2 separate regions of the Mus musculus genome follow, and region 1 is linked to region 2. Evidence: chromatin loops called from intact Hi-C (ENCODE). Cell type or tissue: left cerebral cortex. All regions are shown on one strand.

Region 1 (8,000 bases), 510 kb after region 2:
CTGTACTGGGGCATATAAAGTTTGCAAGACCAAGGGGCATCTCTTCCCAATGATGGCCATTAATTTGATGTTCATATAGCAAAATATTGTGAAGAGTCCTAGTTCACTTCAGCTGCTAAATTGGCACACCCTAGAGGCATCTAAAAGACTCTCAGTGAGAGGTTACCAGACCTGATGTGTCTGTGGCCATGCTCATGAGAGACTGCATTGAGTGATGACTAATGTGGGAGGGTCCATTCCATTGTGAGTGGCACTATTTCCTAGCAGGGAGGACAGGTCTATAGATGCAAACTAGCTGACCATAAGTCAATGATCAAACCAGTGAGCCGCATTTTTAGATCACCTCCACATAAGTTATTGTTCTGAATTCTTGCTCGGTGTTCACTTGACGATAGCTTTTGGCCTGAAAGTATGAATGAAATAAATTAATCCCTTCCTCAAGTTGATTTTAGTTAGAATACCTTTTCAAACCAATAGGAAATCAAACTAGAATACAAGACCATGCCTGTCCTTTGACAATTTCATTTTTATAATTTTTAACATAAAATTTATTATACTCTTGTAGCCAGAGGGTCATCATAAAAATTAAGACAAAACAAAACTGACCAGTTCTTTAAAAGGAAACAGGTAAGCTATTTTGCAGTAACTAACTGGGTTTACCATTTGTATTATCTGAGAATCTAAATGGTCTGTTCATATTTCTATAAAAAGGAGAGAAAACAGAATGGTTAAAAGTGGAAAAGGTAGAATTATTAAAGGATGACAAGGCCAGAGAGCAATTGGGATATTTATGCAACACTATTAAAAATGTTAGCCTATGTACTCAATTCATGCTTTCATGTATCAAAACATAAAGCGTACATGTTATTCAGTATGCCCTTCAGGATATTTTTGTACGTGAATATATACAAAATTTAGAAAGAACACTTATAAAGTATGCTCACAACATCCCTGCTATTACTCTTAGCAAATTGAAATGAGTTCAAAAACGGAATAAATAGTGTGCAGCAAGAATCACTCAATATAATGCAATTCGGGATCCTTAAGGAGCAAGCTACAGTTATAAGCAACAATAGAATTCATGTGACCTGTGCATAAAAATGGAACATGAGGGAAATAAGAACAAAGTCTCCATATTATAAGATAATAGAAAAAAAGAGAGAGAAGATGCTAGGAGACCGGGAGACCATCAAAACATCCCTGAACCCACTTAAAAAGTCAATAAGTCTTGTGTATCCTACATCCAAAATGACAGCCTATGCTGTTTCTAGCTCTGCATCACAGACTTGTTTAAAATGTGCTCAGAGCTTTAAAAGCACTGAAGACAGTATTCACTTCTCACTGATCAACATGTTTTCTTTTCTAAAATCCAACTTGACATTACATTGTAAAACAAAAAAAAAAAAATGAAAATGTAGAGATGATACATTTTCACAAAGAAATAATAGTTTTTAATGAAATGTCTTCTCCTTAGTTCACCTTGTCTATGTAACTATTTTTACTCTTTGGTTATCTGCCACTCTGTCCACAACTCTGATTAGCTGGCAATGATATTTCAGGATAAGATTGTACCTGATCACTGAGATATGTGATCAAGCATCAGCCCAGTGTCTTTGTAAATTATAATTTGTTGACTGTTTTCTGCCCCTACTCTCTTCAATAGCAGAACATCTGTTTGTCTCCTATCTACCTCATATCTATCAGCAAATGGAGCTGTTGGAATAATCAATTGGAAAAGGAAACTACAGTTTTCTGATTCCACCTTAAAACCACACTTCAAGATGCTTCTCTTAGATCTGTTCATCACTTGCTTCTTACTCGACTCTCCATCAGTCCCCTTTCATTTTTTTCCTTTTTATAATATTGAGCCATGCAGAGGACATCATTTACAGAACAGAGAATTCAGTCATATAACATATTGAATATAGATTTAATGTGACTGTCTGTGATTCTGGAGACAAATCTATGAACACAGAACAGCACACAGATTCAGGCATCATCTCACATGCAGTACAGATAGCAGCGTGTACAGGCATGAGGTACTGACAAATAGGCAGAAGAAATTTGGGGGTAGCACCGACACTAACAACTGGGCAATGCTGGGGAATTATCTTAGAATCATATCTGAAAACCCAGAAATTATCTGGGGAATCTCAGTTTGTCAGAGACACAGCTTTGTGCTCACCTCATCTTCTCATTGACCATTATACAGTGTGTGCCTTTTCTTTACTTTTTTCTTTTCTTTTTTTTTTTTTTTTTTAATTATGTCACCAACTGCCCTTCCTCTGTCTTTGAGTTTGGAACTACCTGTGACACAATCTGTAATCTAAAGGAACAACACTGCATTCAGCTAGATACTCTCAAACTATAGAGAATCTAGAATCAGGAAACATTTCTACCTAGCGTATGTCTAACTTAAACCCTATTTTCCCCTATTTTCTTAAAGGCAAAAACAAAGAACAGAAGCCGACCTTGCACACATTCAATGCTATGGTCAACGGCTGGGGCTGGGTAAAGGATACATTTTCCCTGTGATTGTTCACATTTTCTGCTGTTCCTCATGTAAGTGAACACAGCAGCCAGATGCTTTTGGGGGACACCACTCCATGGTGGCCTGCTGCAGTTTTAATGCTAGAGCTAGATTCATGTGCTGAGGTCTTTCTGTCCTCCCCAGAGCCACCAAGACAAGAGCAGGAGGTTTCAACTTTCACCTTCAGCAGCTCTTCCTCCTTGGCACACTCGCCAGGAAAGGGAAGTCTGTGTGGGGGTGTGGAGCTTTTCCTCAGATTAACATGTTTCTGGCTGCTGACAAAATTAGATAAATAAATAAATAAATAAATAAATAAATAAATAAATAAATAAATGAAACATCATCAAAGAAAATAGCTTTATTGCACGGATCATCAATAAAGGGAATGGATTTTTGAACACCAGCAAGCCCACCCCTTTGGGCTTCAGAAGTCACCTCTTCCTTACATAAAGCATTCATTACCTTACCTCTGAAAATGATTTCTGACGATAACCCGGATATGAAAATTAGGAACCAGCCAGAAAGCATTTCCTCTCCTGTGTGGTGCCAGTTGCCCCCTCTGCGTCTTCTCATTTATCCTGGCAGTGGTTTGTCTCTTTGCCTTTAAAAGTTAAGTCCACCTTCATCGCACACTGTAGAAAGAAGTGAAATTAAACTGCAGTGTGTTCTAGAGGAGAAAATCTACTTTATTCATCTCTCAGCCCTACTTTAACTTACACTGACCTAATTACAGCCCACACCAGGAGAGGCTGAGTTAGCAGAAGGAGCGCTTCTGCCACCTAGTGGTCAGTTCTCTGAACTGTGAGCTGAGACCTGACCTTTTTTTTTTTTTTTTACTTTATTTTTGAAAGGTCTGGCACAGAAGTGCAAATGACCTTCTCTGGTATCTGCATGAATGCTAACGATCAGCCTCCTCCCCACCCCCCACCACCACTCAGCTTCTTCGGAAGGTCTAAGGCGTAATGTTTTTCTAAACAACTTCATCTAGAGAAAGTTGAATTAATGCCTCCTCCGATGTACGGTAGCTTTAGAAGCATTTTATTAAGACTGTATTATATGACATTTCATGAAGATGAAATTGAAAATCATAATGCAAATATTAATACTACTGAAAGCAACATTTGATATACTATGTGTTGAACTGAATACTTAAAGGTCTTACAATCCTCCTCACTAAATCAATTACCCTCCCTCCCAGCAACCACACAGTTTTGCTAGCTGAATGATTTCTCTGAAGCTCCAGGCTTGTTGGTTTGCTTCTGGGAGTGGTAGTAGACGTTTAAGAATGCTTCGTGTTCTCTCTCTCTCTCTCTCTCTCTCTCTCTCTCTCTCTCTCTCTCTCTCTTCTGGCTTCATTAACGAGTTATTGATTCGTAACTTGAAAGAAAAACTTGGATGAAAAATGTAGCCAGCCTGAATCACCGATGCTAATTAAGACCCGAGGAGGAAAGGGGATAAAAAGGCACTCATGTGCCCAGGCACCAGGGTAGGCAGGCTCCTCCTCTGTCCATTAAGGCAGATATGTGCTGCTCAGCCTGGCCTTCCTTCCCATGCATAAAACAAAGGAAATGTCTGGGTGCAGAGGGCAGTTAATACAGGGATCAGGATGTGAACAATAAGAATCACAAACAATCATTTCAATAAAGTTTTCAGTGTGATATGTTCACTTGCAGTGGTTTAATGTATTATGACCTTTTTAATGTCAAATCTATGGATTAGTATAATATTACATCTAAAAATGGGGGGAAATGTTTCATTATTATTCAATTATTCATAAGAACTCCTTAAATCCCTACTGTTTAACGAGAACCTATTTAGACCCTGCTTATACCTATAAAGTAAGTATGATTAAATGTTTGATATAAATGTTTCACAAAAACTCACACTATGGGACTAGAGAGATGGTCTCACAGTTAAGAGCACCTGCTGCTCTTCTAGAGGTCTGGAGTTCTGTTCCTAGAAGCTATAGAAGGCTGCTATTTACTGACTCTGTAATTTCAGCTCCAGGAGGCTTCTTCTGGTCTCCACAGGCACCTACATACATAATCATATACATATACATACATATATGAATAAAAGTAAAACCTTTACAAATAAAATAACTTGTTATATTCTAAACAATGTGATTACTTATTCATCATTACTTAGCGAGTAAAGTTAGAGCCTCTCCACTAAGCACCTGGCTTTCATGACTGCAAAGGAGAAAGCCAACGTACCTCGACTCAATGTGACCTTTGTCAGCTCTCACCAACATGTCACCTGAAGTAAGAAAGAATGAGTGTGTACTTCAGTCTGGAAAACACAACCCATCTTCACGTCTTCTATATCTTCGTGCAGACCCTCTCTATTTTTGACCCAGGTGATTTCACTAGTTAGGTCAACCTACTTCCACGGTGCATCCAACTTAGACAGATTCATCTCTTCCACTGTTGTCTGGTGCATGAAGTCGAACTCAAAACCTTCCAAGTTTGTGCAGCAGAACTCATGTCTCCTTACAGATGCCATTCCCACACCCAGACTGGTTTGGATTATTACATCTAATTCAATCCTTTTGCTTCCCAGGTTTCTCATCTCCAAAGTAAATTTTGTTCAAACTCACATAGTGTATTTGCTCTTATCGGTCTTGCAAACTTTATATGCCTCAGTACAGGGGAATGCCAGGGCCAAGAAGTGGGAGTGGGGGGGGGGGGGAGGGTATGGGGGACTTTTGGGATAGCATTGGAAATGTAAATGAAGAAAATACCTAATTAAAATAAAATTTAAAAATCAAAAAAAGTGTTATAATTGAGGCACACAATTTTATGGCAAAACAGAAGAGATTAAGTTTTGCTGAACGTATCAGAAATGCTGTAAAGTCCTAGCACAACTCGCTGGGGTCTAACTGTAATGGTAACATGTTACCTCTAGAATAATTTTGGCCATTTACTGTTTTACTCTTCTAGAATAAAGTGTCATAAATGAAGTCCTGGAATGTTGTAGCTGGTTCTTCCAAAACAGTCTTTATGAGAACAGTGAAGTATGGTCCTGTGGTTGTTTGACATATAGGGAATTAATCTATTTTACTCTCCCATTACTTCTCTGTGGTTTGAACAGGAAGAAGGAAAGTTTTGTTTCTAGTAAGGAAATTAAAGAAATCAGAGTAATTTCCTATGACCTTAGAGCATCCCTGATTTTCTGTGAATTGAAGAAGGGGTCTACGTAAGAGTGTAGTGAGCCCACAAGAGGAGGTGAATACTACTGAATACATCATCCCTGGCTTTCCAACACTGATAGCTTATTGTAGTCATAATATTTTTCAAGAAACTAATATAAGCTATGAAGCTATTTCAAACCAGTATTTAGAAGAAAGTAGAAAATCTATGTTTAATATAAGGAGATATTTATGAGCAAGAATATGACATTTTGATTCATGTAATAATTAGACAGGAAAATCAGAGTCATAAATATATTCCACACCTTAAACACTGATATTTCTCTTTTTTAAAATATTAGTATACAAACTAGTATCTGTATCTATGGTATTTTCACAAACACTTTGCCTTTCTGGAGCTCCCTCCTCCACCTCCCTTCCCCTTCCTTCTAACACTTCCTCCTTCTCTTCCACTTCCTCAATCCAGTAGTACCATTTCTTTATGGTAAATATATTCAAAATCCTTTTTAATTGTTACATACTATCATTCATTATCGTTACTTGTATTGTTCTACTGGATCACAAAACTCCTAAGCAAATTCCTTCTGCCCTGCTCATATGCGAACTCTAAATTATTGAACTCACAAAATTTACAATAGAAGAATAATTCTGAAAGACTAGGGATTTGGGACATTGGTAGAGACACTGGTCACATAGGATAACTGTTATGTAAAGTTGTAATGGGTTGGCCTGGTGCTGCTTGCATTCTAAAGCTAATATTGGTACCTCAAGACTGGTTGCCCCAGAGACAAGAGGGTCTGCAAGTAGACGCTGTGTGACTTTGCCCCCAAGTTAATTTTCATTAGTAAATAAGGATACTGACACCGAATAGCTGGACAGTAAAGACATGGTGAGGTTTAAGGTTTCTGGGCTTGGGAGTCAGAGGAGAACTAGAGGGAAAGGTAGAAGATAAAAGAGAAGAAGGGAGAAAAGAAGGAAGAGGGCGAGGGGAAGGAGGAGGAGGGGAAGGAGGAGGAGGAAGAGGAAGAGGAGGAGGGAGGGAAGATGCCATGGATTAGGAATTGAGCAAGCATGGCCCTGAGGGCTAGCCAATTGTAGTTAACTGCAGCCCAGATGAAACATAGTAATAACTGGGGTTTATTGATATGAAAGTGGATTCTAAATACATAGAGGGAAGATATCTGCCCAGCTCTAGTAATAATTAAGGCTTATTGTAAAACTATAAGTTGTGTGTGTGTTTTTATCCAGGAACTAGATGGTCAAAGGTGGGGTAGAAACTTTGGATCCATCCAGATAAATTCCATACTACAACATACAGTCATCAGAAAGGCAATGAGATAAGAGAGCAAGCTCAGGGATGTCTATGGGAAGAGAGAAACACAGAGGATATCTTTGTTCCAAAGCCTCTTTCGCTGGATGTAACATAGGTTTGTAAAGTCTAGCAGGAGCTAAGGCATAATGAGTGAGAGGCTCAGTGGGAAAGGAGTTTAAAGCCTATGGGGAGCCCTAATAGGGTTTCCAAGTCAGACGACCTGTCCGACTCAGAAGGCAGAATGCCCAAAGCACACAATAATTTTTAAACTACATGAAACTTTTAATTTCTTTGAAATTCAAAGATAAAATAAAGTCTTATATCAAATGCTTAAATTTATGCAAGTAATATATTTGATTCTAACCCAACACAATCATGATAGCGTCTATCAATATTTTTGTGGCAGAAGGAAACCCAGAGACAACAGTATGTAAGTTTCATGAAAGTCACAATGTGTCCTGTTTCACATATTCACTAGAATGTGACAGGAAGCTAGCGGAAGTAGAAACCTTGAAGAGTTTGATAGATTGATCAGAAACGTCTTTTTCTGGAAATTGGGAGCAGTAGAGAGTGTATAAAAAAGGAAACAGAACAAGAGAAACAAACACAAATAGTTTTAGGTGGAAAAAGTATGGTCTCTAAATCCTGGAAATCAAACAAATAATGTCATGCAGATGAGGGCAAACACAGCATCCCTTGACTTGGCTTTTCATTACTAAGTAATTTAGGCTTTACCTGTGTATGTGTTTTAATTATATTATTTATTTTGTGTGTATGGTAATGTGGTGGCACGTATCTCTGTGCATCACACACATCAGGTGAATAAGGGTGGCCAGAAGCATGCATCAGATCCCTGGAACTAGAGTTATAGATGGTTGTGATCTGTCAAGTGAGTTCTGGGAATAGACCTCAGGCCAGCTGGTAGAACAGCCAATCTCTCTATCCCAGGTGTGAGCTTAGACACTGAGGAAGCCATTATTAACATATTAAAGTTTATCTAGGTTTTT
Region 2 (8,000 bases):
TTTATGTGGAGGCCATTGGTCCACTTAGAATCGATCTTTGTACAAGGAGATAAGAATCAATTCACATTCTTCTACATGATAACCACCAGTTGAGCCAGGACCATTTGTTGAAAATGCTGTCTTTTTTCAGTGGATGGTTTTAATTCTTTTGTCAAAGACCAAGTGACCATAGGTATGTGGGTTTATTTCTGGATCTTCAATTCTATTCCATTGATCTACTTGTCTGTCATGAGTTTGTGACTAGTTTAGTTTACATAGAGAGAGCCTGTCTCAAATGAACAACTATTCAAAACAACACAAATAGTATTTATAATCATTAGCAAAAGTTTGAGTATTTCTGAGTATAAATAAAGGGAAATGTATTGTTATTCCTATATAGAGCTTTTCTATGATATTTAACCCACAAAGTTCTAACTTCATTCCTACTAGGAAGCTTTCATAATGCTACAAAGTGTTTTGCCTGCTTCCAAAGCAGAAAAGCAATCAACAGTCATACACAGTGGTCAATTCTTATAAGATAAACAATGATGGGTCTGGCAAGCTAAGCTCACTACTGCAGTAGTGGCAAGAACATCACTGGGAATAACCAACAACTTTCTGATTGTGGCTTCACAAGATTAAACACCTAAATGTCACCATTATCAGCCCAAACCTTATGACTCCAAAGCCCTAGAAAAAACTAAACACTATTGTGCTGCTTAATGAATATAATGTTAAATCAGTTCCTAATGACTTATCGTTATACTCATAATCAGTGCCTCTCTTGACTCTGATCTGAGATTTTTATTTTATTTTTTATTGTTTATTTTTTGGTAGATAGTGTTTAACACAGAGATGGCCATGCTGACGAGAATAACAGACTGAAGAATTCTCAGATCTAAGGAAACAAATAAACTATCATCCTTTAATGCTCATTAATCATTGCAGAACAGGGGTTTAGCTTTCCAAAAGATGACTACAAGGAGACATTCTCCAGTCATTACAGGGCAGCTACAACATGGATTCACAGTAGTTGGGACAGTATGGGCAATACCCGTAGAAACACAAGCCACAACAGGTATATAATTCTACCCCTAGCCATGAAATAATTGTCAAATGTTGTTCAGAAATGAGAGGGTCAGCTTTTCCTAACAGTGTAGCCCTAGAAAACAGACCATACTCCAATGTAAGACCACATATCAAAAATATTTAAGGTAGCACAAATTGGTCTTTAGGGTTTTAGAGTATGTTTGGTTTTGTAAAGTAGGGTAGAGAAAGAAGTGAGGGTGGATCTGGTAAGAGTTGGGGGGATTTATATGGTCAAAATATGTTTCACAAAATTAAAAACTCTTAAAGAACCAATGGATAAAATAGAACAAGAGCGTGCATCTTGGTATAGCCTTGTATCTAGTATCTGTTTGATTTTTATCCAGGAGGAACGCATTTTGAATTACTTATATCTCATGCAGCATGCTTAGCTTTTGGTCAACTATCTAAATTAAGGTTATTACTAAAAAGTTATAACACTGAGTTTGAGTAAGAGAAAAAAATGAGAATAGTATGTTCAAATTAGGGAACTCAGAAAGTGGGCCAAAAGCAGAATAGAAATAGAAAATTTTATATAGCTCATGCTTCCATAGTTAACTCTAAGATTTACAGAAATATAAATTCACTGTAGAAATTTCTAAACCACTCATTACATTTTTAGTACTTCCCAGTGGGTGGGAGAGGTGACAGAGTGCATGTTTTACATGTATAATGCTTCTGTCTTATTCTTATCACGTCCATCTGGACACTTGAGGGGTGGGGATGTAACTAAGCTGGTAGAGCATTTTCCTAGCAAGGATGAGTTCTTGAGTTTCACTCCTATGTACGCCAAAAATAAAAATGAAAAAGAAAATCTTGCATTGTCTTTGTAGTAGTTTCCAGACAAGGAAATAGTTCTGATACTCTAATTCGAAACCTACTATTCTGAGGAATTCTGTCTCTTCTTTTTCCTCCTGTGACTAAAGAATAGCAAGGGAACACCTAGAAGCCAACTACGGTACTTGATGCTACTAGGAAAGTGTATAACTGCAGAAGTTTAGTGATCATTGGAAGTCTGTGTCTTCCATGTTTGCCTTAATATCTTCTGAATCCCAAAATAAATAAATACTTGATCTTTAGTCCTATTTCAGATATCATTGTTTTATTATTACTATATTATTTTATTAAAAGTCAGCTGATTACAAGGTACTTGTACTATATTTTATTAGAAAAATTTTAAAAAGAAGGAAATACATTTATATAAAGTAAATTCAATTTGAGAAGGACAATGAGGTAAGAGTAAGAGTCAGTCATGTATCACTTTCCATCTCTCAGGTACCTGAAGAAGAAAGATATAAAAGAAAGCATTATCAGGAATGTGAAATGGTTTAGTATCAATAGTAATTCTATCACCTCAAGTCAGTTTGAGTTGAATATCTCAATAGATCCATTTTGTTGTTAACAGTAATAATGATAATATTGTGGAAATTCTCATTCTAGGGATTATGGAAGACAAAGTGTTGATCTAGTACATATAAGAATAAGTTTCCAGGTGAAGGGAGGATGGAGGGAGAGAATACTGGATGAGATAACAGAAATTAGGGGATATTTGGGGATAAGGAAACATCAATACAATGAATCTATGAGAGTGACCCTAGCTAAGACCCTTAGTAAGGGGGGAGGCAGAGACTGAACTAACCATTGCCCTTAGTCAAGCGTAATTTTCAGTGGAGGGGCTAGGACATCAACCCAGTCTCAAGACTTTCAACTTACAATTTATTCTGCCTGCAAAATGTTCAGTGGTAAAGATGGCACAGAAGTTGGGGAAATGGACACCCAATGATAGGTCCAGCTTCAGACTGACACTGCCTGGAGGGACAAATCAGAGGCTGAATAGCCTTTAGAATAGAATAAAACATGACCAGCAAGGGGAAAGAAAGAAGGGAAGAAAGGAGGAAAGGAAGAGAGAGAGAGAGAGACAGACAGACAGTCAGACAGACAGAGAGACAGACAGAGAGAAAAGAAGGAAGGAAGGAAGGAAGGAAGGAAGGAAGGAAGGAAGGAAGGAAGGAAGGAAGGAAGGAAGGAAGGCAGTCAATGTAATAATTCTTTAGGATATTCTTCTATACTCGTAGACAAGTCAGTGGAATTATACATAATGATATTCTGCTATACTCCGAGACACAGAGCCTGGCATAATCAGCATCTGAGATGATTCATTCAGCAACATGTGAAAACAGATGCACAGACCCACAACCATACATCAGGAGAATCTTACTGAAGATGGGGAAGATGGATTATAGAAGCAAGAAGGGATAAAGATGCCACAAGGAAACCCACAGAATCAACTAATCTGGTCCTATAAGGTCTCAAAGAGACTGTATCAACAATAAGGGAATCCTGCATGAGTCTTTCTTAGACCCTATGCAAATATGCTATGTTTGTATAGCTTGTATTCTTGTGGAATCCATAAAACAGGCAGTAGGGCTGTCTCTGATGCGTGTCTGTCCTTGGGATGTTTTACTTCCCAGTGAGTCTCCTTGTCCAGGCTTAACATGAGAGGAGGTTCCTAGTTTTATTGAAACTTGATATGCCGGCCATATTTGGTTTACATTTCTGGGATGTATGCCCATTTCTGAAGAAAATATAGGAGGATTAAACTGCAGGGGTTGGGGACTTGGGAGAGAAGAAGGGGGAACTGCTGTTGGGATATACTATATAAGAGAAAAATAAACAAATTGAAAAACAAAAAAAATATAACAAACAAACCACGGGTGCCATGTCCCATTACCAAGTTCCAATTAGTAAAAGCTTACAAAACTAGAGTGACAAAAGTCAGATACTTTATGAGGTTGACACAAGCTAACCTTATTTAGATTTCAAGTTCCTACGTGTACACATTTAGATGTATACATTACATATAATTTTATTATATTTATAGTTCATGGAAATATCACCTGTCATTCAAGATACTGAAAAAAAAATCACTGACTGAAGGATCCCTTGGTAACTCACAGCTTCTTAGAGCTCCATCTCCTGTAATCACAAGTCTATGCTCTAGTTCTAAAGTGGAATTTTTCAAAACTTTTATATATAAAATAAAGAATATACTGTACAGCCCTCAGGATGGGCGGCTTTCTCACCTAGCATAATTTCCTAAATGTTTATTCACATTGTCACATGTACCAGTGAGGCCCATCCAAGGTGTATAATGGTTTGTCTAACAAATCATTATCTCTAGCTTGTGACTGTTATATAAATAAAGCTGACATAACATTTTTTTAAAAGAAGAATTTTCAAGGTTATTTTTACTTAATCTTTACTTTTGCTTGTTATATCTTCTTACTCTTAAATGTCATGAAAGATTCTCTCTCTAATAGCCCATACACTATTTATAATGTATATTTAAATTGTATACCTGTTCATCTCGTCTATTTGTTTCAAAATATGCTACAGGCATTAACTTCGTCAAAACTGTTGTTGGTTATTTTGAAAGTGTTCACAACTTTTAATAGAATTTTTAATGTAACAAATGTACAACGTCATAAGATTAAACACAAAAAGATAATTATAAAAATGTGATAGATCATAATTATGATGACAGTAAGAAAAAAGATTTCATGGCAGTTAAGCAAATTTAACATCCTACACACATTTTATCAATTTGTAAGTTGCAACCCATTTGCAGGTTGAAAGACCCTTTTACAGGGGTCACCTAAGACCATCAGAAAGCACAGATATTTGTATCGCGGTTCATAACAGTAGGAAAATTACAGTTATGAGTTAGCAATGAAAATAGTTTTATGGTTGGGTGTCACCATCACAAGAGGAACTGTATTAAAATGTCACAGCATGGAGGCGATTGTGAATGACTGCATAGTGGTTAACACTGATTTTCAACTTGTTGGGTTATAAAGTAATCCAGAAGAAAAGCCTCTTAGCAGCACATGATGGAATATCTAGAACAGTGGTTCTCAACCTTCCTAATGCTGTGACCCTTTAATATAGTTCCTCATGCTATGGTGACCCCAACCATAAAATTATTTTGTTGCTACATAATAGCTGAAATTCTGTCACTGTTATGAAACATGATATAAATAGCTAATATGCAGGATATCTAATACGTAGCCCCCAAAGATATCATTACTCCCAGGTTGAAAACCACCAATCTAGACAAAGTTAACTGAGGTGGGGAGGCTCATCCTGTAAATAGGTAGCATCAGACTATGGAATAGATTCCTTAACTTTGTAAGGAGTAAAGTAAGTAAAGTAAGCTGACATGAGAATTTATTGCCCTTTCTTGTTCTCAAGCTTCCTCCCTTACCATCAGGACTTTCCTATCATATAGACTACACCCTTAAATTGGAAGCCAAAATAAACTCTTCCTTCCCTAAGTTGTTTTTGTTTGATATTTGATCACAAGAATTAGAAACACAACTAATGTAACGAGTCTAAAGACTACGGCGCATTGCTGTGTATGTGCAGACTTGGTGATGTATACATGAAAAACTCATATATAAAAGCTGTTAATTAACTAGGCATCATTTATGGTGGTTAAATAAGAATGGCCCCCATTGGTTCTTATATTTGGATGATTAATCATACAGCCCTACTTAAGTGAAATTAGGAGGTATGGCTTTGTTGAAGTAGGTCTGGCATTGGAGGAAAGGATTCCCTGAAGATAGGCTTTGGGATTTCAGAAGCCCAAACCATGGTCAGTGGCTCTCCCTCTGCTGTCTATGGATTTAGATGTACAACTCTCAGCTACTTTTCTAGTACCATGTCTGTCTCCATGACACCATGAACCCTACAATACTAAAAATGGACACAATCTCTGAAAGTGTATGTAAGTTGCAAGAAAATGTACTGTTTTATAAGATTCAACCTGTCATGGTGTCTCTTCACAGTCAAAGAACACTGAGCAAGACACTATTCTTCATCCTAAACCCAACAGAATATGTTATTTCATCTGAAATTGATTCCCAGTCATGCCCTACCTTGATGTCTTAAATCTTAATGTCTTGACCCCTTTAAAACTCTTTTCTTCTGTTCTCCAAGTTCCCAGACCTTGATCCCCATTCACCCATCCTTGATGTCTTCTACATGTCTGATTTTATCCAATGAAAATATCATTCTTCTTGAAGAACTTACTGTATTTATTTTAGTAACTATAATCCTGAGATGAATTATCTTTTATTTATTTATATTAAAAACAGGAGTGTGTTGGATATGGGTGTGTATCTGGAAGAAGTTACTGGAGGAATGATGGATGGATAGTATCAAAATACAAGGTATACATGTAATTCTGAAAGAATTGATAGGAATAATATATTAAAAGTAGATGGTTTATCTCAGTTTTAAAGTTCAAGAGTATAGTACAAGTCTCAAGATGATTCTGATAAATATCTCACAATAGCACCAAATGAGTGGCAAATGTGTGAGAGGAAAAGATTCCATCCTAACTCAGGAAGTAACAGCAGGAAGTAGGGCTTCTTCAGTGTACAATATTGATCTAATGAAGTCTAACTCAATCAAGGCTCTTACAGGAAGTACATTATCCATTGGCGGAAGTGTACTCTATGACCTGAATTGCTCTCACTACCTTAGATCTCTGAAATGTTCTACCACCTCAATACTAAACATCTGATGAACCAGCTTTCTACTCAGCAAAGCTCAAATTTACAAACAGTATCCTGACCACAAGAGGAACTCCTTTGGCTCTGAATGGACTTACTTTTTAGTGTTGTGTTCCCTCTAACCATTGTATTAAATTCTTCCATCTCTTTCTTTTATTTATTTATGATTTGTCTATGTCTCATCTATCACTTCTATTTCATGAACTCTAAGTTAAAGCACATGTGATTTCTCTTTATCAGCAAACTGTTTTGTAACGAAAAGGTTCATACTCAGTTTTCAAGGCTGACTTTCCATGGCTTAAAATACTGTCTTCAATTTTCTTTGTCTCTGAAATGCTTTTCAGATTTTTCAGAGAAGCATCTGTTCTTTCTCTATTAATTCTGGTATTTTATTCAGCATGACTCCATCATTGAAACTATTAATTGTTTAGAATGTTCTCTAACAATTACTTGGGTAACAGTAATCTCTAAAAAAGACATGTAAAATTATAAAATACCCTGTTTCTTGTTGATGAATAATGTTAATATTGAACCCTTAGTTTTGTTGAGATTTTCTTAATAATTTTTTTTTTTATGTTTCTGCCTTGGAATCGGATTCATAACATTTTTGCTCACCATGCCTGTTTCTGTAAGTTATTTTTTCTTGTTAAGACTTCTCATAAATCTTTGTTATTGATGAACTTTCTTATTTGTATAGTCTCTGCCAGATATTTTAGATTTTACCTCTCAGATGGGATTTGCTAGCTTTTCTAATGGTTGTATTGGTGCTATTGATTTATACAGACTTACAGTAAGATTTATAACTAAACATTTTAATTTTAATTCACAAATCAGTTCTGGGATGCATCTCATTTTTAGTCAATATTATAATAACATTGACTTAAAAGGTTGTGTATGATATTGTTATCATTTTATGAATTCCCATTTCCCTTCCATCCCTAAAAACTCTATAATTTTCATTCAAGGCACTGGGTTAAGTACCTGAAAATTCATCTGAGTTTGGTGAGGCCCAGTTACACTTTGTGTACTCTGCCCTTCAGTGTAGCTCTTCAAAGATCCCTTATAGAATTCCGAGCTGCTCATGAAGACTTTATCTCCTTGCTCCATGTACTATATTGCTGTTGTGTTCTTCTTGGGATATCCCGGAGTCTCCTGAAACTGAGAAAATACATTCTTCCTTCAGCAACTTACTGCCTAGGTATAGTATCCTTAATTTTGTGATCCAAGTATTCACACAGTGTCTCAAAGAAAATTGGAAAAAAATTGATAGAATTTTTGCACATTTTTTCTCAGTAGGACATTGGCTTCCTCCAATTTCTGGTAGCTATGGCACCATAAATTAAATCTCTCTCTCTCTCT

What was found. Peaks named below come from ENCODE experiments on the same cell type or tissue, not always from the same donor. Only the 100,000 strongest peaks of a DNase experiment are listed, where the experiment ranks them.
Region 1: a loop joins it to region 2, with 4 times the contacts of the local background. A loop is called at or near these places in 2 of 42 quality-filtered maps.

The regions. Positions count from the first base shown.
Region 1 is chr10:15,295,563-15,303,562 of GRCm38, reverse strand. No RefSeq gene overlaps it. Among named protein-coding and RNA genes, the nearest start is that of Gm23892, 310 kb to the right of the region's middle. In left cerebral cortex, a CTCF peak has its summit at 3,306 (motif pointing left); DNase peaks (open chromatin) are centred at 1,831, 1,993, 2,690 and 3,248; H3K4me3 peaks cover 1,142 bases; H3K27ac peaks cover 748 bases.
Region 2 is chr10:15,801,215-15,809,214 of GRCm38, reverse strand. C330004P14Rik (RIKEN cDNA C330004P14 gene) reads right to left here. Exons shown (of 3, transcript NR_131087.1): 2 at 7,623-7,799; 3 at 2,150-2,344. Among named protein-coding and RNA genes, the nearest start is that of C330004P14Rik, 13 kb to the right of the region's middle. In left cerebral cortex, no CTCF peak of the experiment used is centred here; DNase peaks (open chromatin) are centred at 1,736 and 3,239.